Regions from separate parts of the Mus musculus genome. Here region 2 is linked to region 1. Evidence: chromatin loops called from intact Hi-C (ENCODE). Cell type or tissue: left cerebral cortex. All regions are shown on one strand. Links, peaks and the distances in the headings refer to the core of each region. The heading gives the core; the rest is flanking DNA.

Region 1 (8,338 bases), core at 307-8,306:
TCGAACTGAAAAAGCTTTGAGCTTATGAAACCCATACAAACATTCCATAACAATGATCCTTGTGGGTGGTCATGAAAACAACATATTTTTTCCTGAAAGGCAGAGTGTCCTGGTCAACAAGCTCTCATGAATGTTAGAAACATGAAGCATGTTGACCATTCTAATTCTGGTGAAGGCATCTTTCTAACTCCCTCTAGCTCTCAGCAGAACCTTACACACAGCAGGGGTTTAAACTGAGTTTAAGAGAAGATCTCCACCTTTGCAGGATTGTGCAGGGGAGGGCAGAGGCACCAAGCAATGCCTCGAACTTGCACCATTGTACCGGTGCCTCACAGCAGTTGCTTTCTGCAGGCACTAGGCATACCTGAGTATATTTGACCTCTAAAGCCTTATTCAGCTTATGTAGATGGTCCTTCTGCAGCATGGTTTCAGCGAATGTGTGAAGCTGTGCTTCTAGCTGTTTAACCTTTGTCTACAAGGAAAACAAAGAGTGGAGGAAGATGTCATACGTTTTTGTTAAAAAAAAATAGAGAACACATGAAACTTGAAAAGCAAATCCTGCATTTTTCTAATGTTGCAAACAATTCTGTCTTAACTCATTGCTACAAGCAGGCTACAGCTGTGTAAACGGGTTAAGACAAGGCATCTGCTCTCTGTGGCCTAAGGAAAGTCCAAATGGAGATGATCATGAATAATTCCGGGAAGACTGTTCTGCAGATAAATCTCAAATACGAGTGAACTGTGGTACCAGTATTCAGAACAATTTCTGAGGGTGGATAATTAGGAGGAGAGAGAGAGAGAGAGAGAGAGAGAGAGAGAGAGAGAGAGAGAGAGAGAGAGAGAGAGAGAGAGAGAGAGAGAGAGAGAGAGAGATTGACTTGTATTTTGCTCAAAGAGAACTAGGAAAGTTAAATAGAGTGCTTATATGTTGCATTGTATTTTAAAATTACCTCCTAAAGGCATGGTGATACATACCTGTTATCTTAGTCCTTAAGAAGCAGAGGCAGAAGGGTTACTGTGAGTTCTTAAATAAGATTACTTTGTGACAGGCTGAAAAGCCTGGACTTGGTCCCGAGGCGAAAAGTTCATGGAAACTTAGTCTTCTGGAACCGTGGCATCCTGTAATAACGAATGCTCCAAATCTGTCCTCGCTTTAGTCAGTGGACAGATCTGTGTGCTTTCCCTCAGTATTGCTTTAAGTGCCTCTATGATTTTGACATATAGCTAAGTTAGATTCTTCACCAGTCCTAGGCAGTCTTTCAGCCGACCCTGGGCATGGATAGCTGAGTCACTGCCCTACAAAGGAATTTACCATTATCTAGGAAGGAAGGAAGGTTTGTGGTCTAAGGAAGAGCCAGAGTAGATACTTAGAACTATAGATAGCTGAGTTACACCCATACACAGGAATTTACAATGGCCTAGGGGGAAGGGGGACTAGAATAGGAACTATGACAAGGGCACAAGCCCTTGCCCCTGACTTCTTAGATTAAGCTGACCTTAGGTGGGGCTGCTTTTGATCCCAATTGTTGACAAGGGTTCTATCCCAGTTGGTTCCTGTTAGCTTTTAGTATGCATTCCTCTGTTTTGTGTAAAAGTCACTCATAAGACTGGTACTCGCTTTGAGACACATTACATTCAGATACCACACACTCTCTCTGTTTTCATATCTGTTTGTCACCCCCCTTTTTCGTCACCAACTCCATTGCCCACCATACCGGGAACCCAATTTTCTCCCACAGATTGAGGGTGGCTGACTGAGGCCGGTCCGCGGCATTTATGGAATAATAAGTTTTACTTCATCCTTAGGACTCACCATCTTGTAGCCTCCGAGGAACAGTGAAGTGCAGCCTACCGTCAGTTAAAGTACTTTATCTTTTATCACTTAGTAGGAATTCTTACTCAAGATATTTAAGACAGGAAGGAACACAGAAGCACTGGTCAGAAGCAAATGAACCCTGCTCCCTCAAGTCTGGTGATCTAGTAAGTGTTAAAAACCAGTCTGTTACCTGCTTATCAATAAGTCTGGGAACATGGCTAAATTAGGCCATGGTCAGATGCTCATACAGTTCCATTGATCTGAATACACACACACACACACACACACACACACACACACACAGAGTATCTATTATATATCCCTATAGATAGCAATATATATTGGTACCTATAGTTACATAAATTATGAGACAGCCAAAAAAATTAAGAGCTTCCTTTTAACCTGTTTACACTGTAATGTAAATATTGATTCATTACATTTCCTAGATATTTTTAGTATACATTGCAAAATTTAAATAAAGTATGACATATCTACAATGGCAGTTCATTTATAAATTGAAATGAGATTTAGAGTTAAAATAACCCAAATAGCCAATTTTTAAAATTCCAGTTTCATTTTGTGGCACTGAGAGTAAAGCCAGGACCGTACTATAAGTGTAACTCATTTCAACTGCCTTTCATTTGCCTTCAAGCTCTGAACCTTGTTTGTCTACTAACTTTAATATGAGGGAAAAATGAATGCTGACATGTTTGGCAAGCCTATTGTGAGATTACTCAACATTTCAATTGTCCAGTCCAGAGCCTAAGTGGGTTTCATTTTACATTGTTTAGCCCAGCTGTTAGCGGTTTGGCATGTTAGGCAAATATTCTGCCATTGTCCTAAGCCCTAACTCCAAATACATTTTGACTACAAATAAACACATTCAGGCAACTATGGTGATTTCAGCACAGTCTGGTCATTTTTATTTCTATGGCCCCTGCCTACTAGTCATACTGTAATATCCAAAATGAATTCAAGACCACCCAGTACCTTCCCCCTTTGAAAAGGACATTCCAAACTGTACTAGCAGGCAAAGTGCAGAGCCAGATAAGGAAGCTGGCTGACCAAACAAGTGTAAAAACATAGTTTTAGTGGTCAAAATGATTAAACCTGCAGCTACCAAAATAATATTAGCTGTTCTCAAAGAAATAGCCATAACAAAATTAGTAATTCTCCTGTTTCCTGCCCTTCTGACATGGGTTAAATGTTAACCAGATGCTCTGCTGACATAGATAAGCACCCGCCCTGCAGAATTGCTGTTACCTCCATCTGCACGTACAATTTGCTGATGGTTAAACTATCCAATTGTGTGTAACCATGACAATTTCCCCTATCCCCCAACTTTTTTCCTATATAAACCCCTAACTTTTGAGCCTCAGGGTTGACTCCTCTGTCTCCTGTGTGAGATATGTGTTGGCCCAGAGCTCCATCATTAAAATGCCTTGTGTGTTTGCATCAAGACAGTCTCTCGTGATTCCTTGGGTGTGCGCACTGTCTTGGGACTTGAGTGGGGGGTCTCCCCACTGAGGTCTTTCATTTGGAGGTTCCACCAAGATTTGCATGACACCCAGGAACCCCGAAGACCCCTTGGAGGTATGTCTGTGTGAGTCTTATATGTTGTCTGAATGCCCGAGTATGGGGCCGCTGAGTTTGTGTTTGGTTTCAGTTTTCTGGCAGCTGCCACTGTGGGCTGTAAGGACCCAGTGGCTGTGGAAGGAGACATCCTAGGGCCGTAGGCTGCAACCCTGGAAGACGTTCCAAGGGTGGAAGGGAGTGGATGTGGAATCCCACCCTGTCAGGAAGGGAGTGGAAGTGGAATCCCACCCCATCAGGAAAGTCAAGAGAGCCTGGCTTTTGTCTTTCAGAATGAAGGAGACAGAGTGCTCCTACTGGGAAGGGAGTAGAAGTGGAATCCCTCCCTGCCTGCCTGCCTATCTGTCTGTCTGTCTTGTTCACTTGTGTGTCCTCCTTCTGATTCTGTTTTGCTTTTGGTTTGTCTGGTTTCAGTCCTAAGGGGACGACTGGTTATCTTGGTTTGGTTTTAGGCCGGTCTTAGGTTTTGGGGGCCTTCTCATGGAAAGGGGCCCATTTGGGGTGGTTGCAGTGACAGGCAGATGTGCCAAAACGTCACTGGCCACAACGAGGACACTCTGGTGTGTAAGACGCCCTGTATTGGTCTTGTTTGTTCGGTTACTTTCTGTATCTGTGGAATTACTGTGACACTTTATCTGGAAGGTTTCGGTTGTGTGTTTTGTTTGTCTCTTTGCGTTTGGACTTGGACTGATGGCTGAGGACTGTTTTGAGTTATGCCCTCTGGAATAAGCCTAAGAATCCTGTCAGATCCCGATGCTGACCTCTTCCTTTCAGATCCTCAGCTGCACTGCCTCCCACTCTCCAACTCCAGAGAGCAGCCATCGGGTCACAGTGGTCCCACCCAGGGACCTGGAGCCTAGGGAGGAAAGAACAAGAGGTGGTCCCTGAGAAGTCAGCGGCACAGTTGTGGCTGCTGAAGGAGAGATGGAGGAGGCTGTAGAAGTGGCCGGCCAGGGGTGCCCTGTGGTATTCCTAGCCCTGGCTGCTTCTCATACTTGCCTAATTATGTTTCCCTTTCCCCTGGATCCCACCTGCCCATCTCTAGGCTTTGGCAGTAAGCCAGCGTGCCTCTTGTTAGCAGAAAAAGAGCTTTCACTTTGAGATGTCAGTGACCCAGCAGCTGGCTGTGAGAGCTGGGTTCCCTTCCCTGCCCCATGTATCTTCTCGGGGCCCCCTCCCTGCTGGCCATGAGTCTGTTCCAAGCTCCAGTGAGGGAGGCATCTGCCCACTTGGGGCTTCTCCTGTCCAAGGTAAGGAGCACCTGCGAGTCTAACCACCAGGCTCTGATGGGGGTTTTGTCTCTGTGGGGCTAGAAAGTGCCCCAACAATCTGACCAAGGTAACAGGAAGTTACAGAAGTTAGGAGAAGGACAGGGTAAGTCGGTAAGAAAGTTAGTGTAAATCAATAAGAAAGTGCAGAGGAGGAGAAACGAAGGAAGGATAGAGGTCTGGAGGGAAGTGAGTTAAGAGCAAAGCTTCAGCAGACTCAGGAGAGATGGATGACAGTGGCAAATAGAGAGGTTAACAGTGAGGAGAAGTGAAAATAGAGATGAAGGAGATTAGAGAGGTCTGAAATGGGAGCAATATTCTGAATGAGAAATATTTAGAAGAGGAACCAGTAAGTAAGAGACAGGCAAGAGGAAGAGTTGAGGAAACATGAGGCTGACAAAGACAGAGACCAGATTCAGAATCAGAGATGTGCAGTGAGACAGAAGGATAAAACAGGGTAGAGGTGAACTATGAGAGAAGATAAGTGATAGGATAGGGACGTGATAATTAGATAACATCCAAAGGAAGCAAAGACAAGGAGGAGAAACAAAAAGATATATCTACATCTACATCTACATCTACATCTACATCTACATCTACATCTACATCTACATCTACATCTACATCTACATCTATCTATCTATCTATCTATCTATCTATCTATCTATCTATCTATCTATCTATCTATCTATCTATGGAGAGAGAGAGAGAGAGCATTGTATGAGATCTCCATTACAGTTAGGAAACAGCAGCAAAGAGGTAAATAAGAAAGACTACAGCTCAGCAAACTGGCACATGCTGATAATGCTAGCACTTAGAAATGATCTATAAGGAACAGGGAGCCAGGGAATTAAAAAGGAATAAGAGAAGATGCTAGCCACAATAGTCAGAGAAACTAGAGAACTTAGATAGTACCTGGCAACTACAGAAAGCTTTTGGCTAAAGATCAATGTGTTTACTGTAAAGAAAAAGGGCACTGGGTGAGAGACTGCCCCAACAAAAAGAAGAGGAGCCCCCCCCCCCTGCCTCGTGACCAAACCCTTCCACCTGTTTGTGGCTAAAAGTAAAGGGATAGCAAAAGGGGGTGCTAACACAGAAGCCGAGTCCTTGGAAGAGGCCTGTGGCCTACCTGCCGAAGCAGCTAGAAAAGAGACTGTGTTTCATATTCCCCCCACCGACCAGTTCAAATCAAGTTAGAGAAGTTCCTGAGCACTGTGGACTTTTGCAGACTGTGGATTCCAGGTTTTGTTGAATTAAAAACAGCCGTTCGTATGGAAAATAATGAACAATAGGCCTTTGATGCCATTAAGACTGCCCTAATGTTGGCTTCAGCGTTAGGCCTCCCAGATGTGACTGAGAACAAAGATATTGCCAAAGGGGTTCTTACTCAGAGATTGAGGCCCTGGAAAAGACCTGTGGCACACTTATCTAAGAAATTAGACCCTGTGACAGTGGGATGGCCTGCTTGCTTGCACACCGTGGCTACTATAACATTACTGGTCAAGGACGCAGATATATTGGCTTTGTGACAGAACCTGGTAATCTCAGTGCTGCATGCCCTAGAAAGTGTGTTTAAGCGCCCTGATCGATGGCTGACTAACGCTCGCATGACTCATTGCCAGACTCTGTTGTTCAACTCTGATAGAGTCACTTTTGCCTCCCGCAAGTCTGAACTCAGCTACCCTGCTCCCAGACCCAGACTTTCAGCAGGTTCTTGCTGAGACGCATAGGTGACATGGAGATCTGACAGACCAGTTACTAGAGGGTGCAGATGTTACCTGGTTCATAGACTGGAACAGCTATCTAGAAGAAGAGAAAAAAAAACATACTGGAGCAGCTGTGGTAGCTGGACAGGCCCTGCCAGAGGACACATCGGCTCAAAAGACTCAACATCTACATGGATAGCAGGTATGCTTTTGCCACAGCTCATGTCTATGGGACCATATATCAACAGAGGAGTCTACTGACACCGGGAAGAAAAAGAAAATAAAAACAAAGAAGAAATGCTGGCTCTACTGAGGCCCTCCATGACCCTGCCAAGGTAAACATCATCCACTGTCCTAGGCACCAGAAGAGAGATACCATGATAACAAGGGGCAACAACATGACAGACTGAGAAGCACAAGCAGTTACAACCATGGCCCTGCTGGTGCTCCTGGCAATGGAGCCCGAGTTTGCCTACGTAGCAGAGGATTTAGCCCTCATTTCCAAAGATTCCAGTCACCAGTTCAGCAAAAATAAGAGACTGTGATACACCTCCAGGGAAAGAAAATCCTGCCACAAAGACAAGCAGAAGCTGTGATCAAACAGATGCATCAGTGGACTCACTTAGAGGTAAGCAAGCTCATCCAGACATTCTCCAAGCCTAAGTACCATGTACCAGGTTTAAAACACCTTGTGGAACAGGTGGTGCACAAGTGTGTGTCCTGCCAAAGAGTCAATGTCTGCCACACTATAGTAGATCCAGGGAAAAGACACTGGGAAGACAGACCCGGTGTCTACTGGGAAATAGACTTTACTGAGAAAAATATGTATATGAATACCCTCTGGGTTTTGTGAACGTACTCAAGATGGATAGAAGCTTTTCCCTGTAAAAATGAGACTGTTCAGATAGTCATCAAGAAGATTACTGAAGAAATGTTTCCAAGTTTCAGAGTGCCAAAAGCAATAGTGTCAGATAATGGCCCTGCCTCTGTTGCCCAGATAAGTCAGGGTGTGGCCAAGTATTTAGAGGGCAAATGAAAATTACAATGTGTGTACAGACCTCAGAGCTCAGGACAGATAGAAAGAATGAATAGAACTCTAAAAGAGACCTTGACAAAATTAACCATGGAGACTGGCGTAGACTTGGTGCTCCTTCCCCTTGCCCTATTTGGAACTGAAATACTCCCTCTTGATTCAGTCTAGTTACTCTTTTTGAGATTGTTTATAGGGCTCCCATGCCCATAACTGTCTTAAATGATGTGTTTAAATCTACATGTTGTTGTAATAATGATCTGTATGCTAAGTTAAAAGGCTTGCAGGTGGTGCAGAAAGAATTCTGGTCATAACTGGCTACAGTGAATGAGCCGGGTACCCCAAAGACATCCCACCAGTTCCAAGTCGGAGATCTGATCTACGTGCACCTTCATCACGCCCAGACCCTCAAGCCTCGCTGAAAGGGTCCCTGCCTAGTCCTGTTTCCTACCCCTTCTTATCTTCTTCTTGTTCTTAACCTTTGGCCCATGTTTCCTTAATGGCTTAAGTACAGTACAAGTTTTGATGTTCAGAAAACAAAATCAGTAACTGTAACAAAGTGAGACATCATTTCAGGATGATTAAACCTGCAGCTACCAAAATAATATTAGCTGTTCTCAAAGAAATAGCCATAACAAGATTAGCAATTCTCCTGTCTCCCGCCCTTCTGACATGTGTTAAATGTTAACCAGATGCTCTGCTGACATAGACAAGCACCCGCCCTTCAGAATTGCTGTTACCTCGATCTGCACATACAATTTGCTGATGTTTAAACTGTCCAATTGTGTGTAACCATGCCAATTTCCCCTATCCCCCGATTTTTTTCCTATATAAACCCCTAACTTTTGAGCCTCAGGGTCGACTCCTCTGTCTCCTGCATGAGATATGTGTTGGCCCAGAGCTCCATCATTAAAATGCCTTGTGT
Region 2 (8,338 bases), core at 316-8,315, 110 kb after region 1:
GCTCAAGGCCAACCTAGCTTACATTGTGATTTCCAGCTTAGTCAGGCTACATAGTGAGACCCTCCCTGGATGGGGGTTGGAAGGAGATGGAGGAAAAACAGAGAGAGAGAGACAGAGACAAAGACAGAGAGACAGAGAGAGACACAGAGGGAAGGAGTAAGGGATGGGGTGTGTGTGGGAGAGAGAGAGAGAGAGAGGAGTTTATGGGTGCTTATACTTTAACCTTTATAGACCTCTTTCAAAGTTATATATTTTGCCACTTTATTTTTTATTAATCAATTAATTATTTTATTTACACCCCAAATGTTGCCTCCCCTCCTGTTCTCCCCTGGCAGAATTCTTCCCCCTCCCCCTCCCTTTTGCCTCCCCTAACCCCACCATGGGGTATCAAATCTTTACATAATTAACTTTGCTGCTTTATTACACTTGTGGATTCTCAGCCATGTGACTTGTGTGGAATGGGCCCTATGCCTACTTGTAGGGATGGATACTGATTGACTTGAGTTAAAAAAAATCACAAAATTTCAATCCTGTCCTGAGCTAATTGGTTGAGAAATATGCCCTGTGTTAGTTAGATTTCTGTTGCTATGTTAAAATACAGGAAACCAACCTGGAAGAGAGGGTTTTTCTTAGGGTCATGGTTGCAGAGCTTTTGTGGTGAAATTGCTTCTGGTCTAGTTCCTGGTGAAGTAGAACAACGTGTCACAGAGCATACGGTGGCATGGGGTGTCACCTCTTGTAAGACAGGAGAAAGAGGGGAGCTGGGATAAAAAACTCATTTCCATGCCCCAGATAGCAGCCCTGCCTCATGGCCCACTCATTACTGTGTTACTTAGACTTTAGTTTTCTTAAAAACAAAACATGACAAGCAACTCGTGAAAGACAAGCATTATATTGGTTCATGGTTCATAATTGGCTGATCGCATTGTTGGTGTGTCTATAGTAAGACAGAATGTTATAGTAGAAGGGGAAGCAGGGAGACTGGGAGGGGCCAGGGAAAGATATAGCCCCTAATAACACACATTGAGTGACTGATTTCATTTAACTATGCCCCACCTCCAAACATTTCTACCATTTCCCAATAATGCCATTGAGTTATGACCCCACTAGTGAATTCACACATGGCCTTGGCAAGAGCCTTTGTGATTCAATCACCTCTTTCTGGATCTAGCTGTGAACCAAGCCTTTAATACGGAAACCATAAAGGCCATTTTATTTCTAAACCATAAGGTGCTCTTAATCTGGTCAGAATCAGCGCAACCTAAGACGACCTTGTAGGCACCTCAGGAAAGGAGGTTTTCCTTCTTATCCCTCTGTACTTAAGGACATTGGATATGAGGAAGGTGGCATTGCTTTCGTCATCTTGCTTGGCTGATGATGCAGCACAAGAACTTAACTCAGGGTGTGCTTGATGCAGGTTTCAGTTATAGATGTGGGTTGGTTTAAATATGCTTGGCCCAGGGAGTGGCACTATTAGGAGGTATGGCCTTGTTGGAGTGGGTGCGGCCTTATTGGAGGAATTGAAACCTTCCTCCTAGCTTCCTGGAAGTCAGTCTTCTAGCAGCCGTTGGAACAAGAGGTAGAACTCTTAACTCCTCCAGTGTATGCCTGCCTGGATGCTGCCATGCTTCCCACCATAATGATAATGGACTAAACCTCTGAACCTGTAAGCAAGCTCCAATTAAATGTTTGCCCTTAAAAGAGTTGCTGTGGTCATTGTCTCTTCACAGCAATGAAACCCTAATAAGATAAGGGGTCCATCCTGTCACTGCTAAATCTACCTTAATATCACAAGAAATGCAGAGGCACATAAAGCACTGGGACTTTCAACAAATAGTGTCAGAACAACTGGTGCCAAACAAGGTTGTCAGTTTCAGTTAGGTAAGAATTGTTTTGGTCTATAGTAACATAGATGAGGATAGTGGCTTATGTCTCAGTCTTTATTCTGTCATGTATAATAAATCCAGAGCTTGGCAGTTTAGGTTTTGTAGCATAGTTTGCAAAGGCTACTTTTGGCTTCACTACCCTAGACATGAATTACACTCCTCAGGTCTGTTACATTCCTCAGGTATGATTACTTGCCAATTTTTTGAGGCAGAAGAGTTTGAAGCAAAAAGGATAACACATTACATTGTAGCTCAATCCACATCTTTAAACCGCTCTTCCCAGAAGAGTCTCCCCCCTCACCAAATCATTTGGCCATATTTTAATAGGAGGCTTGCAGAGATGGGTCAGATGAAGTGCTTGCCATACAAGCATGAGAACCGGAGTTCTAATCTCCAGCATGCATATAAAAGCTACGCAACGTCAGTGCCCCCAGTGCTGGGTTGAGGACAGACCGAGTGGATCCTTGGAACTCGCTGGTCAGCCAGTCTAGCTTGACAAATTGCTCTAAGTTCAGTGAGAGACTAAAAGTAATACAGAGAGTGAGAGAGGAAGGTACCTGATTGACTTTGATCTCACAGATGTTCAAACGTGTTTCCTCTGTAGTTGCATGTACAAACACACACATATAATACATACCTAATAAATTAAATGAAATTTTAATATTATAACTATATCTGGAATCATCTTAGAAATTTTTTTTTCTAGAGATATAGTTCTTCGTAGAAGAGAATCTACTCTAGTTTCTGGTGCCTGAAAGTGTTATACTACCTGTCATACTACCTGTTATACTGATGTCACTTGAAACTATAGCTTTGAAAGTCACAACCCACACAATATAGGCAACCTCTAGGAGGTTTGGAAAAGTCAAGGAAATAAAAAATAACTAATCCTTATTTAACATCTGCAGAGGACAGGCCTGGTGGGCCTTCACTTGAGTTCACTAAAACCAACTCCAGACTTTTGACTTCTAGGACTGTAAGATAAATAGCTCTAGGACTGTAAGATGTAGCTCTGTTGGTTTCTTCTGCAATAGAAGGAATGGCATATGTTCTCCAAACCTCTCGTTGCTTGGGGACAGCCAGTTTCCAAGGCCATCAGTATTATATCCTTCCAATCATAAAAGCATAGTTCACCTAAGAAGAGGCTTGTCTTAAATTAATGGACTTTAAATTTAAGCTCTGGGTAGCTGTGAAGGCCACAGGGTGTCATTTCATCTGCTCCCAGGGAAGACAGTCTTTGGGCAGTGGTAGCAGAGTAGCATTAAGGTGTTGCCATAACAGCTTTAGTTAACAGTGGGAAAACTGTATTTACAACTGGATTTCAAAGAGTAGATCAAAGACTTTTTAATTGTATTAGAAAACTTAGCACTAAAAGAAGCTTGATTGTCATAAATACAATGGTTGTACAGAGGATATTTGGACACTCTTAATCATAGTGCAATTTTCTAATTTTGTAATGTCGACACTAAGTGTTTTGGAAATTTTTGTATATTGTACACCCATGAAAGAAATATAATAGCTAGAATTCTTCCATAAAAGAAGGAATCTAGGACGGCGTGGTTGGCCACGCCTTTAATCCCAGCACTCGGGAGGCAGAGGCAGGTGGATTTCTGAGTTCAAGGCCAGCCTGGTCTACAAAGTGAGTTCCAGGACAACCAGGGCTATGCAGAGAAACCCTGTCTTGAAAAAAAGAAGAAGAAGAAGGAGGAGGAGGAGGAGGAGGAGGAGGAGGAGGAGGAGGAGGAGGAGGAGGAGAAGGAGAAGGAGAAGGAGAAGGAGGAGAAGGAGAAGGAGAGAGAGAGAGAAGGAGAAGGAGAAGGAGGAATCTATGTGGTATTTCTGTTTCATGTGATAGCTAGGTCATGAGGTAAGTCTAGCTTATTATGAACAAACTAAACCAAAATGATCAAAGGCCTAAACTAATAAACTCTTAACTGTTAGCAGAAACAATTACATGATGCTACTTAGAGAAAAACAGTATTTTCCTTTAGAAGAGTCAAGGCAAAGTAGAATGAAACCCCCCACCCCCATCTCTTGGTGCATGGGTTCTTTAGTGATCATTAGTGTTGCCTCTGAGTGCTGTGTAAACAGAGTCTCTTTGGCATGGCAACTGTTTCTGGGTAGGTCTCAGCTTCCTAAGGAGTTCACAGGGAAGGGGCTGCTTTAGATCAGGGAGCTGAGGAACCCTGTGTGGCCTGTAGGATGAGCATATAAAGCTTGGTCTCACCACCTCTATTCAGACACAGTAAATAAGGATCAGTAAGGAGATCAGTGAACACCATCTCCAAATGCAGAAGTGGGGGAGCATTCACCACAAGTTGGGGGGCTACTGATGCCGTGCTTTTTGGGGGGTCTTCAGTTTGATGTTATGCTCTCTGCTTAGCAGAGTGACTCCTTAGCTTATTTTTATGAAAAGATGACTAGGACTTAAGAAAAAATTAATTTCAATTCAGTGTGCAGGTAATGTGCACTCACACTGGTACAACCATCTATTTTCAGAATTTTTTTTTTATCTTTATAATCTGAAACCCAGTTCCTGTTAACCAGCAGCTTCACACGTCCTCCTCCTCCCCAGGAGCCATGGCTACTCCACTCACTGTCTTTGAATCTGATTGACCAAGAGCCCTTCTATTTGTCCAGTTGTGTCTACCTTGTTGTAGTCTAGTGTCTTCAAGATTCCTCCTTTTCAAGGCTGCATAATACTCACTTCATTTATATACCATATTTGTTTATCCATTTCATTTTTCTGGACATTGAATTGTTTCCACATTTTGTGAATAAAGCTACTGTATGTGCTAGTGAACACATGTCTTTTTAAATAGACGACAGGGAGGATATGGACAAGATCCCCAAAATTGGATGACAAGATATCAGCAGACTCTCTTAGCCTGTTTGGTGTGCTGTAACAAAATACCATATGCTCGGTAGCATATTGACAACATAGATTTGGTTTTCACATTTCTAGAGACTGAAGAGTCCAAGATGAAAATTCTAGCAGCCTGGGTGTCTGGTGAAGGACATAGTCCTTCGTGGATGGTGCCTTCTAATTCCATCTTTACAGAGTAAAAAACTAAACAAACTTCTGGGGGCCGTTTAGTTTTTCACAAGATTGTTTGCTCATGGTCTGATTGCCTCCCACAGGCCTGCCTCCTGACATATCACATTAGGAATCAGGAATCAATATAATAATGGAAGAGGTACAAACATTGAAGTCACAGTAGAAACTCCACACATATCGAGGCTTTGAGTTGGTAAGTGCAGAATTCCAAAACACAAGCAGATTTCCAGTTACAAATCATTGCTCTGGTGTACCAAGAAGGAAATAAGGTTTCAAAAAAAGTTAAAAAGACTTCAGTGGAACTTTTTTTGTTTAAAAAAAAAATCTAGGGTCTTCTGCATGTTAAGTAAGCACTTTATCAATTCAACTACATCCCAGGCCTCAACATACATCCTTTTGCATCTGTTGTTTTTATTCAACACTTGCTTGTGACGATAACCAATATCGTTATTTAACTATTATTTGCTTATTTTCATTATTTGTATAGTATCCCATGTGAGTTTTAAAATTTTTATATTTATTAAAGTGATTGATTGTGTGACAAATGTGCTTTGTATATGTGTGCTTTGCACGTTTGTGTGTACATGTGCATGTGTGCCTCTGTGTGTGTGTCTTCCATAGCTTGCGTATATGGAAGTCAGAGGACAACTTGCAGTAGCCATTTCTCTCTTTTCACTATGGAGGCTTTGGAGACTGAACTCAGGTCCTTAGGTTTGGTGGCAGGTTTGGCGTCTTTGCCCACTAAGCCATCTAAGTCCTCTTTAAACAAAACAAAACAAAACAAAACAACCCAAAACAAAATCACACATATGAACAACACAAAAGCAAATCATGCAAAAAATAGTCCATAAAATATCTAGAGTATGGTTCTGAGTGTGATACCACAATAACATTTTCTTAGGGTTTTTATTTCTGCACAAACATCATGACCAAGATGCAAGTTGGAGAGGAAAGGATTTATTCAGCTTACACTTTCCACATTGCTGTTCATCACCAAAGGATGTCAGGACTGGAACTCAAGCAGGTCAGGAAGCAGGAGCTGATGCAGAGGCCATGGAGGGATGTGTCTTACTGCCTTGCTTCCCCTGGCTTGCTCAGCCTGCTCTCTTATAGAACCCAAGACTACCAGCCCAGGGATGGCACCACCCACAAGGGGCCCTCCTCCCTTGATCACTAATTGAGAAAATGCCTTACAGCTGGATCTCATGGAGGCATTTCCTCAATTGAAGCTTTCTTTCTCTGTGATAACTCCAGCTTGTGTCAAGTTGACACACAAAACCAGCAAGCACAAACATGATACAAATATCTGTCTGCAAAATCTTCTGTTATCTCTACCAGATGGCAGAATCTTGATCTAATGATTGAACAGTTCGAGTACCGAAAATGCTCTTCATCTACAGGTCAGTAAACAGAAATGTAAACAGCACCAGTAATTCAGTATCAAAACAGACTCAATGAATGTAGAGCTAAGATTACCCAATGGCAATTGATTCAGGTTCTATTGACTTGAAATCTATTGATCTGAACCATAAAGGCCGTCTAGCCCAGATGCACTTCTGTGACTATATCATTTCTCAAAGTGTGAATATCCTGAAAATGTCTGCCAGAGTGCCCTATAGAACATAAAAGGCCTACTGGGCTGGGATACCCTGGGGAATGTCATGAAAAGTCCTTTCACAGAGGCTTGGTTGGAGTTAGGTAAACAAGGATTACTGAGGGACCCAAGCAGCAATGGAATGATGATGCTATCCATAAGTAAAGGGGTGGGGGAAGGGAAGGCATGTCCCTGGAGTGCAGGAGGGGCTGCAGCAGTGGAGGGTAGACTCCCTGTGGAGGGAATAAGGATGGATGGCTGTGAGGGACATTCTGATCTCCAGGGCTAGTGAATGAAGGAGCAGCTGTGCAGACCTATGGGTAAGCCTCCCAGGACACAAAGCTGGGCAATGAATGGAGGAACCCCAGTCTGAGGACTGGCTTGACTTACAGATAATACAGGGTCAGAAGATAAGTCTGAGGTGGTGTCACACTGGCCCCGGACATAAGTGAGGAACAATACTTAAAAGGATACCATAATCAAACTTCTTGTATTTGATGTTATTTCACTTTTGCTTTCAATTTCCTTGTACTTTCTATGCTTCCATTTTACGTTGAGTCTTCTTAGATTAATTGCTGTGTCACCTTTGTGTGACCTTAAACTAAGACACAACAGAAACTTCTTGGCACAACTGTCAGTAATGATACAGCTTCTGGGAAAAGTGTATTTTCTTTGGCCAAAGGCTATAGCATCAGACACAGTCTTCCCCATAAACAGAATCATGTCTCGGGTTAATTTTAAACCAAGTTTTAAATGCTGGGTCATTCTGTCCACCAATAAGAAAAATATGCAGACTATATCGTACATATTGTATTTTCAATTCACTCATGATACATTTTAGGTATAAAATAAAAATACCTTCCTCTTTGGTAATAACTTTTCATTAAAAATATTTATTTTATTTATATGAGTACACTGTAGCTGTCTTCAGACAAAAGAGGACATCAGATCCTCTTATAGATGGTTGTGATCTACCATGTGGTTGTTGGGAATTGAACTCAGGTCCTCTGAAAGAGCAGTCAGTGCTCTTAACTGATGAGTCATCTCTTCAGTTTTGGAGACTTTTTATATCTTAATTTCTTTTCTTCTTATCTTTGGAAATTGTCAAAATATAATATATCCATTAACATCAGATGTTGGGGGAGCTTCCTATGTAACTGAAAATGTTATAAGGAACTGTTAGGGTTTCTATTACTATGATGACATACCATGGTCAAAACAATTTGAACAGTGTAGTGGTTTGAATAGGCTTGACCCATGGGAAGTGGCACAATTAGGAGATGTGGCCTTGTTGGAGTAGGTGTGGTATTGTAGGAGTAAGTGTGTCAAGGTGGGGGTGGGCTTTGATGGCCTATGCTCAAGCTCTGCCCAGGATGGGAGGGAGACCCTCCTCTTGGCTGCCTGCAGAAGATAGTTTCCCCTGGTTGCCTTCTGAATAAGATGTAGAACTCTTGGCTTCTCTAGCACCATGTCTGCTTGTATGCTGCCATGTTTCTCACCATGATGATAATGGACTGAACCTCTGAAACTGTAAGCCAGCCCTAGTTAAGTGTTTGTCTTTATAGGAATTGCTTTGGTCATGGTGTCTCTTCATAGTAATGAAATCCTAATTAAGACAGGAGGAAAGGGTTTATTTGGCTTACACTTCTATATTGCTGTCCAGCATCAAAGGAAGTCAGGACAATTACTCAAGCATGGTAAGAACCTGTAGGCAAAACCTGATGTAAAGGCCATGGAGAGGTGCTGCTACCTGGCTTCCTTCCCCTGGCTTGCTCAGTCTGCTTTCTTATAGAACCCAGG

What was found. Hi-C counts contacts between places; a loop is a spot of excess contacts. Peaks named below come from ENCODE experiments on the same cell type or tissue, not always from the same donor. Only the 100,000 strongest peaks of a DNase experiment are listed, where the experiment ranks them.
Region 2: it touches region 1 in a loop (2.2-fold over the local background); 2 of 42 quality-filtered maps call a loop at or near these places.

What each region holds. Positions count from the first base shown.
Region 1 is chr1:54,321,091-54,329,428 of GRCm38, reverse strand. It overlaps Ccdc150 (coiled-coil domain containing 150), which reads right to left. Exons shown (of 28, transcript NM_030025.2): 16 at 365-472. Among named protein-coding and RNA genes, the nearest start is that of Ccdc150, 75 kb to the right of the region's middle. In left cerebral cortex, for the core only: no CTCF peak of the experiment used is centred there; no DNase peak of the experiment used is centred there.
Region 2 is chr1:54,210,380-54,218,717 of GRCm38, reverse strand. No RefSeq gene overlaps it. Among named protein-coding and RNA genes, the nearest start is that of Hecw2, 20 kb to the right of the region's middle. In left cerebral cortex, for the core only: no CTCF peak of the experiment used is centred there; no DNase peak of the experiment used is centred there.